2 separate regions of the Homo sapiens genome follow, and region 1 is linked to region 2. A link is a contact called in ENCODE Hi-C data. All regions are on one chromosome and are shown on one strand. The core of a region is the stretch at or near the end of the contact, and the rest is flanking DNA. Distances in the headings are between cores, read along the strand shown. Region 1 has its middle 36 kb from the start of SSR1. Region 2 holds the start of BMP6 (bone morphogenetic protein 6).

Evidence for each region. Hi-C counts contacts between places; a loop is a spot of excess contacts on that map. Pooled maps may share reads with other maps.
Region 1: a map with no recorded cell type shows a loop between it and region 2 (9-fold over the local background). The contact joins the enhancer-like site here to the promoter of BMP6 in region 2. A Hi-C loop is called at or near these places in 1 of 168 maps with a recorded cell type or tissue (mammary epithelial cell), 2 of 37 single-sample maps with no recorded cell type and 9 of 50 pooled maps.

Annotation. Positions count from the first base shown.
Region 1 is chr6:7,273,720-7,280,481 of GRCh38, reverse strand. No RefSeq gene overlaps it. Among named protein-coding and RNA genes, the nearest start is that of SSR1, 36 kb to the left of the region's middle. RefSeq lists enhancers at 4,136-4,305, 6,549-6,762. Within about 2 kb of position 3,268, at least 5 of the 41 ENCODE cell types and tissues checked have a DNase peak (open chromatin) inside an H3K27ac peak, as active enhancers do; they include mammary epithelial cell, where a contact is called at or near this core.
Region 2 is chr6:7,722,630-7,729,660 of GRCh38, reverse strand. It overlaps BMP6 (bone morphogenetic protein 6), which reads right to left and starts at 3,562. Exons shown (of 7, transcript NM_001718.6): 1 at 2,042-3,562. The coding sequence starts at 2,705. RefSeq lists an enhancer at 6,327-6,386.

The sequences.
Region 1 (6,762 bases), core at 2,019-4,518, 450 kb after region 2:
AAACATTTCTAAGGAAGCCGAGATGGATCTTTGATGTAATTTTCTCATCTGTATACCCAGCCAGTAAGTCAGTAGCACCTAAGATTTCTTTCCCTTCAAGATTGTATTCTAAGCAGTAGAATTAAAGTGTTCTTCATAGAAAAAGTAACTTTTAATTAGAGGCTGTGCAAACTCTGGAGAATCAGTCTTTGTTACCAGATAATAATGTTTTTAGCTTTTTCTGCTGAGAGGAAAAAATGCTTTGAAGAATAAAAAATACTAGAGCATAACAAGCTTGGGGAGTTAGGAAAAAATATATTAGGGCAGTAAGAACCAGCATTACGTCTTCTCTGCAATGCTTGAAACATTCAGTATTAAACTTTGGATTAATCCAAAGTCTGAAGAGAAATACACCAAAATGCTAAAGCCGTTTTTGGTTAGGATAGTGGACTTTTTTTTTCTTCTTCAGAATGTTTGTAATGAGCCTATATTTTATAATGGAAGCAATAAATGCAAATGTGAAATTTATCTGAGCCTCCTACAATGAGTATAATAAATCCAGTGGTTGTGGATAGCTTATTTGTGGCCCCAAAAGAAACGGAGCCACTTTTTAAAACTTGGATGCATTGTCACTACATAGTGAAAGAAAATCAAGATATTCTTTTTTTTTTTTTTTTAAACGGTGTCTCACTCTGTTGCGCAGCTGGAGTGCAATGGCGCAATCTTGGCTCACTGCAACCTCCGCCTCCCGGGTTCAAGCGATTATTCTGCCTCAGCTTCCTTAGTAGCTGGTATTACAGGAATGTGCCACCACGCCCAGCTAATTTTTGTATTTTTAATAGAGACGGGGTTTCACCATGTTGGTCAGGCTGGTTTTGAACTCCCAACCTCAGATGATCCACCTGCCTAGGCCTCCCAAAGTGCTGGGATTACAGGTGTGAGCCACCGCGCCCAGCCCAAGATAAGAGTCTTTTTTTGTTTTTGTTTTTTTGACACAGAGTCTTGCTCTGTCATCCAGGCTGGAGTGCAGTGGCGTGATCTCGGTTCACTGCAAGCTCCGCCTCCCGGGTTCACCCCATTCTCCTGTCTCAGCCTCCCGAGTAGCTGGGACTACAGGTGCCCGCCACCACACCCGCCTAATTTTTTGTATTTTTAGTAGAGACGGGGTTTCACCGTGTTAGCCAGGATGGTCTCGATCTCCTGACCTCGTGATCCACCCACCTTGGCCCCCCAAAGTGCTGGGATTACAGGCGTGAGCCACCGCACCCGGCCCCAAGATAGATTCTTAATAGAAAACCCTTGAAAGTATTTCTCCTTTTCAGGGACTCAGCCTTTCTCTTTGCTGTTTGTAAAAACATGAGCTCCTCTCTGCTGCCGAGTTGGTGCCAGGCCAGTGCTCAGTGCAGCCACTCCTGCCCCACCCCCTTGCCTCTCGGGCTTTATGCCCACAAGAGTCCAAGCCACTCTATCAGATCCTGACTCTTCTCTTCTGGAAACTCTCCTCTGGCTTCCACTGGCATCTAGGTGAGCACAAGTGCTCCACCACTGCCTGCAGGGCTCTCCAGTATCTCGCCCTCCCTGCCTTGCCCCTTCCTGTGCTGCCCTCCAGGCTTCCTGGCCAGCCACCTCCTCATCTTCTACCCTGCCAGGCTTGTCCAGGATCAGGGCCTTGGCAGTAATCCCCTCTGCCCAGGTCTCAGCCCCCATCTTCCCTGCTCTTAGTCTTCCTGAAAACTCCCCTCATGGAAGGCCCCACACACCCTGCTCTGTTCTCATTATCTTCACCACTATCAGAAGTTACCTTGGGCTGGCCGCAGTGGCTCACACCTGTAATCCCAGCACTTTGGGAGGCTGAGGTGGGCAGATCACTTGAGGTCAGGAGTTCGAGACCAACCTGGCCAACATGGTGAAACCCTGTGTCTACTAAAAATACAAAAATTAGCCAGGTGTGGCGCGCACCTGTAATCCCAGCTACTTGGAAAGCTGAGGCAGGAGAATCACTTGAACCCGGGAGGCAGAGGTTGCAGTGAGCCGAGATCATGCCACTGCACTGCAGCCTGGGCGACAGAGCAAGTCTCTCTGTCTCTCAGCCTGGGCGACAGAGCGAGACAGACTCTCTCTCTCTCTCTCTCTCTCTCTCTCACACACACACACACACACACACACACACACAGAAGTTACCTTGTCCTTCCATTGCCCATCACCCCTTGTGAATGTAAGCTTATGACAGCAAGAATTTTGTCACCAGCTCACCAAGTCTTAAAACAGGACCTGACACACGTGGTAGGTGTTTCATGTGAATTATTTATCACACTGTGAAGTAGGTGTATCTCCATTTTGCAAATAAGGAAATTGAACACAGGTTAAATTAACTTGCCAGAAATTCCACAACCGTTAAGTGGCAGAGCTGGACACAGGTTTGTGTGTCCTGTTCACAAATGCGTGCATCTCTGGCTGGGAACTTGCAGGGTTATGGATCAGACTGCTCCACCTTGAGAAGTGGAAATGGCATCTTGGTTGTACATTGCAGCTCAAACCAGGAAGCATTTACTAAAACAAAAACTTAACAGAAACTGGCAAGCAAGTGCATAGGCGTTGCTATAGATGGTTTCTGTGAAATTCCATTAGGTGAGTTCCATAAAGGGAAGTGAAACAATAGATCACAGCTGTAGCTTCAAAATAAAAAGTTGGTTCCTAAATTGAGTGAATTGTAATCTTAACTATTTTCTCCTTAAACGCATAATGACAAAGTTACCAAATTCCCAGTGGAAACAACTCCGTAACATATCACAGGCACACAAAGCTGCCACACGAACCCCGTGAGGAAAGAGACCAAAGGAAAACTATTTGTTCAAGCTCCCTTTGAGTAGTGCCTCACGTCAGGAGACTAGCTGTGTCTTTAAGAATTTGTAAAAGGAGGCTGGGCACAGTTGCTCATACTTGTAATCCCAGCACTTTGGGAGGCCAAGGCAGGTGGATCACCTGAGGTTAGGAGTTTGAGACCAGCCTGGCCAACATGGTGAAACCCCGTCTCTACTAAATATGCAAAAATTAGCCAGGCATGGTGGTGGGCGCCTATAGTCCCAGCTGCTTGGGAGGCTGAGGCAGGAAAATTGTTTGAACTCAGGAGGTGGAGGTTGTAGTGAGCCGAGAGTGTGCCACTTCACTTCACCCTGGGTGACAGAGTGAGACTCCGTCTCCAAAAAAAAAAAAAACAGAAGAGAATTTGTAAAAGTTGGCTGGGCACAGTGGCTCACGCCTGTAATCCCAGCACTTTGGAGGCCAAGGCGGGAGGATGACTTGAGCCCAAGATTTTGAGACCAGCCTGGTTGACAGAGTGAGACCCCCATCTGTGTTTTAAATTATATGTATGTGTTTTTAAAAAAGAATTTGTAAAAGTATACTTCTATGGTTTTTTTTGTTTGTTTGTATGTTTGTTTCTTTTTTGAGATGGAGTCTTGCTCTGTCACCCAGGCTGGAGTGCAGTGGCACAGTCTTGGCTCACTGCAACCTCCGCCTCCCAGGTTCAAGCAATTCTTCTGCCTCAGCCTCCCGAGTAGCTGGGACTGCAGGCAGGTGCCACTACCCCTGGCTAATTTTTGTGGCTTTTTTTTTTTGAGACGGAGTCTCGCTCTGTCACCCAGGCTGGAGTGCAGTGGCACGATCTCGGCTCACTGCAAGCTCTGCCTCCAGGGTTCCGGCCATTCTCCTGCCTCAGCCTCCTGAGTAGCTGGGACTACAGGCGCCAGCCACCACGCCCAGCTAATTTTTTATATTTTTAGTAGAGACGGGGTTTCACCGTGTTAGGCAGGCTGGTCTCGATCTCCTGACCTCGTGATCCACCCGCCTCACCCTCCCAAAGTGCTGGGATTACAGGCGTGAGCCACCGCGCCCGGCCCACTTCTATGTTTTTTGAGTCAGAGCCTCGCCCTGTTGCCGAGGCTGGAGTGGAGTGCTGTGGCGCCATCTCAGCTCACTGCAACCCCCGCTTCCCAGGTTCAAGGGATTCTTGTTCCTCAGCCACCCAAGTAGCTGTGATTACAGTCACATGCCCCCATGCCCAGCTAATTTTTTTTTGAATTTTTAGTAGAGACAGGGTCTCGCCGAGCTGCCCAGGCTGGTCTCGAACTCATGGCCTCAGGTGATTCTCCCAACTCGGCCTCCCAAAGTGCTGGGATTACAGGTGTGAACCACCACGCCCAGTTCTAAGTTTCTCATAAGGAGAATAAATAGTTACTCGTGTCTGTGGTTTTTTTGGTTTCATAATTTTAAATCTGTAGTATTTCTCCTCTGCAAGAGTTCCCTAAATGATGCGAAAACATTTTAAAGCATACCTGGTTATCCTCAGGCTCCCTTGATGCCCGTCCGATGAGTGTGTTTTGCTGCCCTCTGCCGCTCATGGGCGGTACAGCAGTGACTGAACAACCCATTCCCGGGTCTGCCCCTTGGTATTGCCAGAAAGCTGGAGAAGCCTGGGAAGAAGACAAGACTGTTAGGAATCATTCTCTCCTAAAGCAAACCCCCTACTCCAACCAGCCTAACAGCCTGTGCTCCACCCCTACCCCAGAATTAAAATGAAAATGAAAAATGCTGCTTTTGCTAAGACATCAGTGAAATAATCTCGGATTTTTTAAGTAATTTGAATGGTTTGTGTTGGTAGAAAGATGAATGCTGTGAGACAAGCCCGTGGGTCATCTGTAGAGCTGCCTGACCACGCCCAACATGTGCTGCAGCTTGCCTCCCAAAGGAGCAGTCTTTGAGGACAGACAAAGCTGGCCACCTGTCGACTTTGCCACTGTCATGTCCATATACGTATACACACAGGATGACTTCAGATGAACAAATCAAATATTTTCAGTTGCTGGACAGTCAGTAGTATAGTATGATGGTTAATAGCTGTTGGAGGCCAGGCACGGTAGCTCCAACAGTAATCCTAGCCTGTAATCCCAGCACTTTGGGAGGCCGAGGCAGGAGGATCACTTGAGGCGAGGAGTTCGAGACCAGCCTGGGCAATATAGTAAGACCCCATCTCTACAAAAAAATTTAAAATTAGTTTTTTATGTATTAAAAAAATAGCTGTTGGAATTAGCCCTTGTTTGAATCAAAACTTACCCACTCAGTGGCTAGATTACCTTGGGCAAGTCACTTGTCTCAGCCTGTCTCTTCATATACAAAATGGGGATAATAGTAACTACAGTTATTAGTTACCCTAGGAATATTAATAAAGTCCTTGCTGTATGTCAAGGGTTTTACTTTTTAAAGGTTCTGCATGTTAAGAAAAAGCTGATCCCAATGCCTGGCACAGAGTAGCCTTCAAATTTTCACCACTAAGAATATTTATTTCTTCATTACATAAGCCATGTTTATTTGTCAGCCAACTGAAAACCACTATCAGCAACTTATTCCTCCCTGTGAACTTCTGGTAGCGGCCTCTCATCTACTTAATGTTCGAGTTGGAAAGAATCTTAAGAGTCATCTAGTCCAGCTCTTTACCCAATGCAGGACCCTCTTCTCTAACCACCTGTATGAACACCTCTACCTGGCCAGGTGGCCTGTCTTTGGACAGCTCAAATACTAGTTCCTCCTTGAACCCAAATCAACTTCCCTGTTGATGTCCTAGTTCTGCTCTGCAGATCTTCTTAGAAAAAAAAAATCTGCCTTCTGTCCCTTACAACAGCCCTTGATGTGTTTGAAGAGAGCTATCACTTCTTTCTTTGTGAACAATCATGTTATCCAGGCCAAGGTCAAATGTCCTGCAGCCTACATGGGTGTTTTAAAGACTATATTCCGGGCCGGGCGCAGTGGCTCTTAATCCCAGCACTTCGGGAGGCCGAGGCGGGCAGATCATGAGGTCAGGAGTTTGAGACCAGCCTGGCCAACATGGTGAAACCCCGTCTGTACTAAAAATACAAAAATTAGCTGGGCATGGTGGCACGTGCCTGTAATCTCAGCTACTCAGGAGCCTGAAGAAGGAGAATTGCTTGAACCTGGGAGGCGGAGGTTGCAGTGAGCCAAGATTGAGCCACTGCACTCCAGCCTGGGCGACAGAGCGAGACTCTGTCTTAAAAAAAAATATATATATATATTATATATATATAATATATATTATATATATATTATATATATATATATAATATATATTATATATATATATATTATATATAATATATATATAATATATATATTTCCATAGAGCAATTTTGTTTTCAAGGAAACACTGCCTTTATTAAGATAATTGTCTGGCTCCTTGAAACCTTACAGATTCTATTGAATTATGTAAATTAAAGGGTCCAAGTGATGACCTGAGATAAAAGATGGAAATGATGGCCATTAGCTCTCTCCCTCCAAAACACGTTACTTCAGCAATTCCTTCCTGCTCTGTGGCACTTGCAAAGTGCCCCGAGACTGGGGGTAAAGGGTGGGGCTTCCTTGAAGTGCAAGGTTCAGGATGCCATCCCCAGGGAGGCTCTGACACTGGGCTGGGGCCCAGGAGTCTGTATTTTAACAAGTGCTGCTGGTTTTCCCACAAGCGTGCTGCACACCGTTACCCAGGGCAAGCTGTGGCTGACAGCCACGACGTCCCTAAGCAGCCATGTGGCAGGCTGGCACCAGCACGCCGAGGGCGGGGGGAGCCTGTGTCTGATGAGGCTCCTGCTGCCCAGCCGTGTTCCGTGACCCCTTCCTGATACTTCTCACCCTTTGTTTCATAGCTGCAAGGTCACCTGAAATGGGTGGGGGCTGCTGCCCCTTACTGAGCACTTAGCTCTGACCTGGGACCCTCAA
Region 2 (7,031 bases), core at 2,313-4,812:
CTGACCACGGTAGCATATTAGAAAAACCTAAGGTACTTAAAAAAAATGATGCCTGTGCCCCACCCTCAAAAGATTCTGACCTAACTGATCTGGGCCCACGAAGCGGCCCTAATAACCCTAGAACTCTAAGTCCCCCGGGTGATACTACAGGGCAGCTAATGCTGAGAACCTCGGTTCAAGCCCAGGAATTGTTTTCCCAGGGACTGTAACACGATTCTCTGTGAAGTAGCCAGGAGCGCCAGTCTTCCTCCCCTTTGTCCAGGTTAGGACTACCCCCAAGAGGCAATAAAACATTTCCCCAGAGCTGCCAGGAAACCTGGAGGCGGGGTGGGGGCGGGGGGTGAGGGTGGAAGGAGAGGAGAGGAAGAGAGCAAGGGGAGGAATTTACTAAGTCAGAAGCAGCAGAAAAGTTAGAATAAGGAACAGCGCTGGTCCTCTGCCACCCTGGCCCCCACCCACTACAAATTTTATTGACTGGCATGAGAATTTCCTTAGAATGCTTCCTGGAGGTGGCTCAACCTTGGATTTGGTTCCAATAAATTGTGAAAATTCTTGTCCAATCAGAACCCCGGGCAGTGCAAGCAGCCAGATTGGCAGGCCCTGAGCCTGGACTCCTGTGAGATTCTGTTTCACGAATTTCCCAGGAGGATTTCTGCACCACTTGGATGCCAATCGCCCTGCCTCCACACCCTCCCTTGGCTCTTACCCCCCATGTTCTCTCCCTCAAAGCTCAGTGGAGTTGGGAATCATAGATAGGCTGGTAAAGAAATCACCCAGATAGTCTACGCGGGAATCATTCCAGTAAGTAATGCCGTTAAAAGATGAGCGTCTTTGACGTGGCTGGGAGACCCGTGTGCTCCTTTGGCGAGTGTCTGCTCACCCACTTCAGGGCCTGGGCACAACCACCGTCTCACATGGGAAGGAGGCCCGTGAAGCCCCACCCCGCCGCGCAGCTGCAACCATCCCGGGCGTAGCCAGTGCACCCATGATCTGTCCGCTGACAGCGCGTCCCTCCATCCTATGTCTGCGCTAAACTAAGTCAGCTTATGAATGAAAAGCAGTGCAAACCGGAGGCACTGACTCCGAAGAAAAGAGTCTTCTCTGCACCCTTCTCATTTACAGATGAGAAAACTCAGTGGGGTGGGAGGGGGGAGAAAGGGCGATGTGACTGGGTCCGGGTTTGCCACAGAACATTTGTGGCGGAGCTCCATTTAGCCGCCCGTGAATTTCCATTCTGTTGCCTGGCAACCGGTTCAGAGGAGCTCAGCGCCCAACCCCGGCCCCTACCCCGCACCCTTTCTCTGCCCGTGCAGCTTGGGCTGCATTGATCAAAGGTTCAGCCTTTGGGGACAATGGCCAAGGGCATGTGAGCCGGGGCACAGGATGGATTACCCCAGTTGAGCTTTCATCCCGCCCCAAACAGAAGCGAGCCCCGCCCGGCCGGGATCCGAGCGCCTTCCGCGGTCCTTTTGGGACTTCCCTCTGCAACCTCCCCTAGTGCCGTGGATACCTCTAAACATACTCATGCCAAGTTTTCAAAGTTCCCAGCCGCTGTCGGATTCCCTAAAAGTCTCGGTGGGAAAACTGCACTCCAAGTTAGGGGGCAAAAGGCGGCAGTTTAGAGGGGAAAATCGTACTGAAGAGCCCTCTTCCCAGGATGGCCACACTCGGGCTGGACTCTCCTGCTGCAGTTGAGTTAACCTGGCCAGAGCTGGGCAGAAGTGAAAAAAAGCGCGGAACGTGCTCAGGGAGTCCGCAAATACACGCCCGCTGGGGACAGCGCTCCCGGAGCCCCGCGGCCCGGCCGGCCAGCCGCCTCTGGGGGCCTCGGCGCGCAGCCCTGCCCGCGGCGCGGGGGAGCGCATGTGCCGCCCACCGCCGCGCAGGTGGCGGGAGCACAGCCTGCCTGTCCCCGCGTTCTCTGGCGCACCAGGCGGGACCCGCGCGCCGGGAGCTCCTCCACCCCCTCACTCCATCCCCTGGGCCCGGGACACTGAAAAGGGGGAAATGTTCTCGTCATTACGTTACCCCAAATCCTTACCCAGGTTCACAAAGCTCATGACCATGTCCGCGTCGTTGAGGAAGGCGCTGTCCTGCGCGCTGGTCAGTGGGGACGCGCCGCCGCTGCCAGATCCGGGGGCCAGAAGGCTCTTGCGGTTGAGCGGGTGCGCGGCGCCCGGGGGCGGCTGCCGACGCTGGGACGAGCTGGCTGCTTCGTGGGGCCAGGACTGCTGCCTCTCCCCCTCCGACGCCCCGTCCTCGTCGTTGTCGGCGGACAGGGCGTTGTACAGATCCAGCATGAAGAGGGGCGCGGACTTCAGTCGCCCGGGAGGGGGCTCTCCGCGAGGCAGCTGCTGCTGCTGCTGCTGCTCCTCCTGCTGCCGGAGCGCCGGGGGCTGCGGCTGTTGGAGGCCGTGCAGGGGCCGGGGCCGGTGCGGGAGCCCCAGCACCGACAAGATCTCCTTCTGCATCTCCCGCTTCTCCTGCGTCTTGAGCCGCCGGTACAGGAAGCCCGAGGAGGACTGCGGCGACGGCGGCGGCTGCTCCGTGCGGCCGGGGCTCCCGCCGTCCCCCAGCAGCTGCCCCCCGGCGGCGGCGGCCGCGGCAGCGGGCAAGGGCGGCCGCAGCGGCGGGGGCCCGCAGCAGCTGCACAGCAGCCCCCACCACCAGCACAGCCACTGCGCCCTCCGCCCCAGCCCCGGCATCCCCGCCCGGCCGGGCTGCCCCCGCGGATCCCGCGAGGCGTGGAGCGGCGGAGCGAGGCCGGAGCGCGGCCGCTGTGGCCCTTGGCGTGAGCAGTCCCCGCCACCTCTCGGCGGGCTCGCTTCCCCTTCCTGGCCCTCAGTCCTTATCTCTCATGGTCGTCCGGGGCGCCCCCAGTTGCCCAGGCTAGAGAGGTGGCGAAGGGGCGATCACCAGGAGAACCGCTTGGAGGGGAGGAAGGGGAGCCTCACAGCCTCGCGCAGGTCTCTAGAGGCGCGCGGTCCAGGCCAGGTGCGTCTGAGTCCGGGCTGCACTGCAGCCTGCGCCCTGGCTCCTGCGAGTCGCGGCGCGGTCACTCTGGGCCTCGCTGGCCGCACACGTGCGCTGCCCCGCGCTCTCCCTGGCGACTGAGTGGGACCCGGGGCAGCGGGGAGCGGGGCCGCTCACGAGCTGCGGGAGATGCCCGGCATCACCGTGGCGCACGCCCCTCCCCAGATCGCAGGGCCACCATGAAGTTTACCCCGTTGCAGGGCCCAGGCTGCGGCGACAAGGCGTCCCGAAATGCCAGTCTATTCCGCGAGGTTTAACTTCCTTCTCGCTCACGAACTCCGCGCCCCTGAGCTCTCGGGCACCGTCGCTCCCACTCAAAATCTCCGCGCGCCGCACGCCTCCTCAAGCGGAGGCGGCGAGGATCTTGCTTTCCGTTCGGCGGTCGCCCGGCTGCCCAGCAAACCCGCTCGCAGAAAGGATGGGAAGGAAGGGGGCTAGTGCACCGAGCAGCGGCCGCGGCGGCGGCGCCGGAATTCGGTCTCCCGCCTCTCCACGCCGCGCTCCCCGCAGCGGCCAACGTGGGCTTTCTGCTGCGCGCCCGGCTCAGGTACCTCACTCCAGCCCCGGGACTCCCCGCCCCGCGGTAACCGACAGGCTGGCAGCCAATGGGGACGCGAAGCTCGCGGGCTATTTAAATAGCCCCGCCCCTTCTTTCACCCTCCCTCTCCCGAGAGGCGTCGCCTCCGCCGCGCGTAGGTTTCAAGACCCGGGAATTCTTGGAGGCATGCGAAGAGCCGCGAGGTGCCAAAGGCGAAGAGGTCATCGCTAGTAAGAATGATCTGACCAATACCCCGATCTGAAGCTTTCTCTTTTACCATCATTTAAAAGGCCTAAGTTGATGCTTTAACTAAATAAAAATAATAACAGCGATTAAATCACTATACTGCCAGAACTGAGGAAGAAAAGAAAAATGATAGCTTTTCCATCCCTTCCTTAGTTTCTCTTATTGATGTAATGTAGGCGTTTAGCGGACACGTGGCTTTCCACGGCAGCTGCTGGAAGTTGGGACACACCCTCCGGGGAGGCTACTCACAAACTGACCACAGAGAGGGCCACATGTAACCCAAGCCAGCGTCCTGAGGGTTTGGGGTCGGATGTGTTGACTTCTCTGTTCATTTGTGCTTTGGTTTGGCTTCTTAAGCTAGCACCCAAAAGAAAGAGGGTGTAATCAGACGATATATTAGAAAAGGCGTCCCCTGTCTTCTTGGAAATGTCTTGATTCTCCAGCTTATCTATTAATGTTGCATTTTAATATTGAAATACAATGTGACTTATATGGTGCAAGATAAAACTTGAGGAGAGGTGATAAAGATAACTCCAGGAAGAGCAGGGGCTTGGCATGCATTCTGAATGGTCAGGACAATAGACAGGGTCCTGAAACACAGGTTCCTGTGGATTTTAGACAAGATAACACCACCACCAACACCATTTGCCAATGAGGACACAAATTCATTTGCCTTTACCCCGCCCGAGAACATCCAGTCATCTATGGATCGTAGAAGCAAATTCACGTAAAACATGAAGGTTTTTTACTTGGTGAAAATTGTGTGGAGTTGAAAATAAAAACTGCAATTTTCTGACTTGCCAGCCTTAGTCCAAATGGTCCTAGGCATTTGAGAGTGAAGTCAAATAGATTATAGACTGTGGGATTCATGAATTTATGAGATCATAGGCTTTCTGTTGGTCCAAATCTTATAAGCATTCCTATCCTATTTCCAAGAATCTATTTCTCATGGGTAAATAGAGACCACCACTGACTCCAACTACCCACTGAGTCCTTCTTTCTAGTTCTGCCTTGGCCCAGACACAAGTGGTCATTTAGAAGAGTCTTTATTTCTACAAATATCTGATAGCTATGAATTTCAGGGCACAAAACTTATGTGAATGCCAGTCTTTAACCATCTCTACAGGGATTTCTTCCATCCGAAAAGATAATACGATACTTTGTCTGGGATGCCCGGACCCTCAGAATTCAAGAGCCCTGTCACTTCTTTTTTCTGTAGGGAACATGTTAGGGACATAAATTCACTGCAGTGCCCCACAGCAGCCAAGAGCTCTGCTCAGAAGATCTGAAATTCCAGCAAATACACCTAGGCTTCCTGCCAAGAGCCTCCTTTTTTAAACCTAGTTGCACCTTCCTCATAAGACTTCTGGTGAGATGCAGGCAGAGTAAAAGACTTTCTACCTACGAGGGCAGTGGGGAAGACACAGGAAACTCAACATTTCAAGCATGGATGAGGGCACCTTGGTGGGGCTATGTCATTTAAAACACAAAATCGAGGGGTGACCCACCTATTGTAGAGGTTGAGCATCCCTAACCCAAAAATCTGACATCCAAAATGCTCCAAAATCTAAAGATTTCTGAGAGCTGACATGATGCCTCAGATGGAAAATTCCACACCTGACCTCATAGGATGGGACATGGTCAAAACACAGTCAAAATTTTCATCCACAAAATCATTTGAAATATTGTATTAAATTACCTTCAGACTATGTATATGAGATATATACGAAACATAAATGAATTTCATGTTTAGACTTGGATCCCATCCCTAAGGTATCTCATTATGTATATGCAAATATTCCAAAATCTAAAAATCTGAAATTTGAAATACTTCTGGTCCCAAGCACTTTGGATAAGGGATACTCAACTTGTGTATGCATCTATGGGGTGGACCTAGTGCAGAAGACACACACACACATGCACACACACGCACGCCATCTCTCCCTTTCCTTAGACACTAAGAAGTAGATGGGTTCATGTGACATGAGTCTAAAGTGACTATCAACTAAACATCTGAGCAGCAACTCTGATTCAGGTCTGTTGCAGGCTCCTCACTCCACCAAGATGGATTCTCAGTTTCTGTCGAATGGGGCTAGAATGAGGAGGTGTCGAGAGTACCTCCAGGTGATGAACATGAGAACGCACATCTCCCTTAAGAGCCAGAAGAAGCTCCTAAAAAAACTGTGCAGTGAGACATTACAATGATCATAAGGACAGTGACATCCAACTGAGGATGTGCTCCTCTTCTGTCCACTATGGCTCCCAACATGTGCACATCATGTTTGCGGGACACATGCAGGCAAGCCCTTGTATCCATTGGGACAAAGGGGACAGGAAGAGATACAGTTCTAGGATTTTAATAACCTTGAAATTGGGACTACTCTTTCTCCAAGCCAGTTGGACCTCTAGGTGGATAAAAATCCCCTAACCCCCACCTTGTCTACTCCCTGCTTCTGGGACCCTTCCCCATTAGACAGCCCGAGTGCTCCCCTGGAAGCCTCAGGACAGGGAGCTAGACAACGTCCACATGTGATTCAAGAGGAGGAGGCATGGGGTGGGTGGAGTTGGAGGGACAGGAGCAGATCTGGGCTTTGAAGTCCGCTGGAATGTATGAACCGACTTGATAAAATTAGAGGTAACTTCGCCCCCTGCAGGACACCAAAATATTACCGCCCCTTCCTCTGCGGGCCCGGAACAAGCTTCATGAAGTTCTCTGTGTTTCTAAAACATCTGGGTGGAAAGAGGAGGAATTCGATCAAGAAGCCGGATGTGGGAGCCAATCCAATCAAACATCTGGTTGCTTGGCTGACATTTCATGCAGATGGCCTTCAGTTTTCTGGCAATACGTTGCCTGTCCCATCTCCCTGCCCCACTTAATGAAGAAATGAGGAGCCCTCACCAGAAAGCACAGGTTCATCCCATACTTCCAGTGATAGTGGGAATAGGACGGGAATTCTGTCTCCAAGTGTTTATTAAGGCACCATGTAATTCACGCAACAAATCCTTTAAACCTGTAGTTGTCCTTGTTCCTTATATATTCTGAGGGTTTCTGTTATACATTTATAACACACTTGACCAAATAGCTTCTATTTTGTAAACATGCTGTTTATTAATTTGACATATTAAACACATATTCTATATTACCTTATTAGCAATAAACTGCAACTTCAGTCTTGGATTTTATATTAAATTTTACATTGGTCCCTTTCAACTG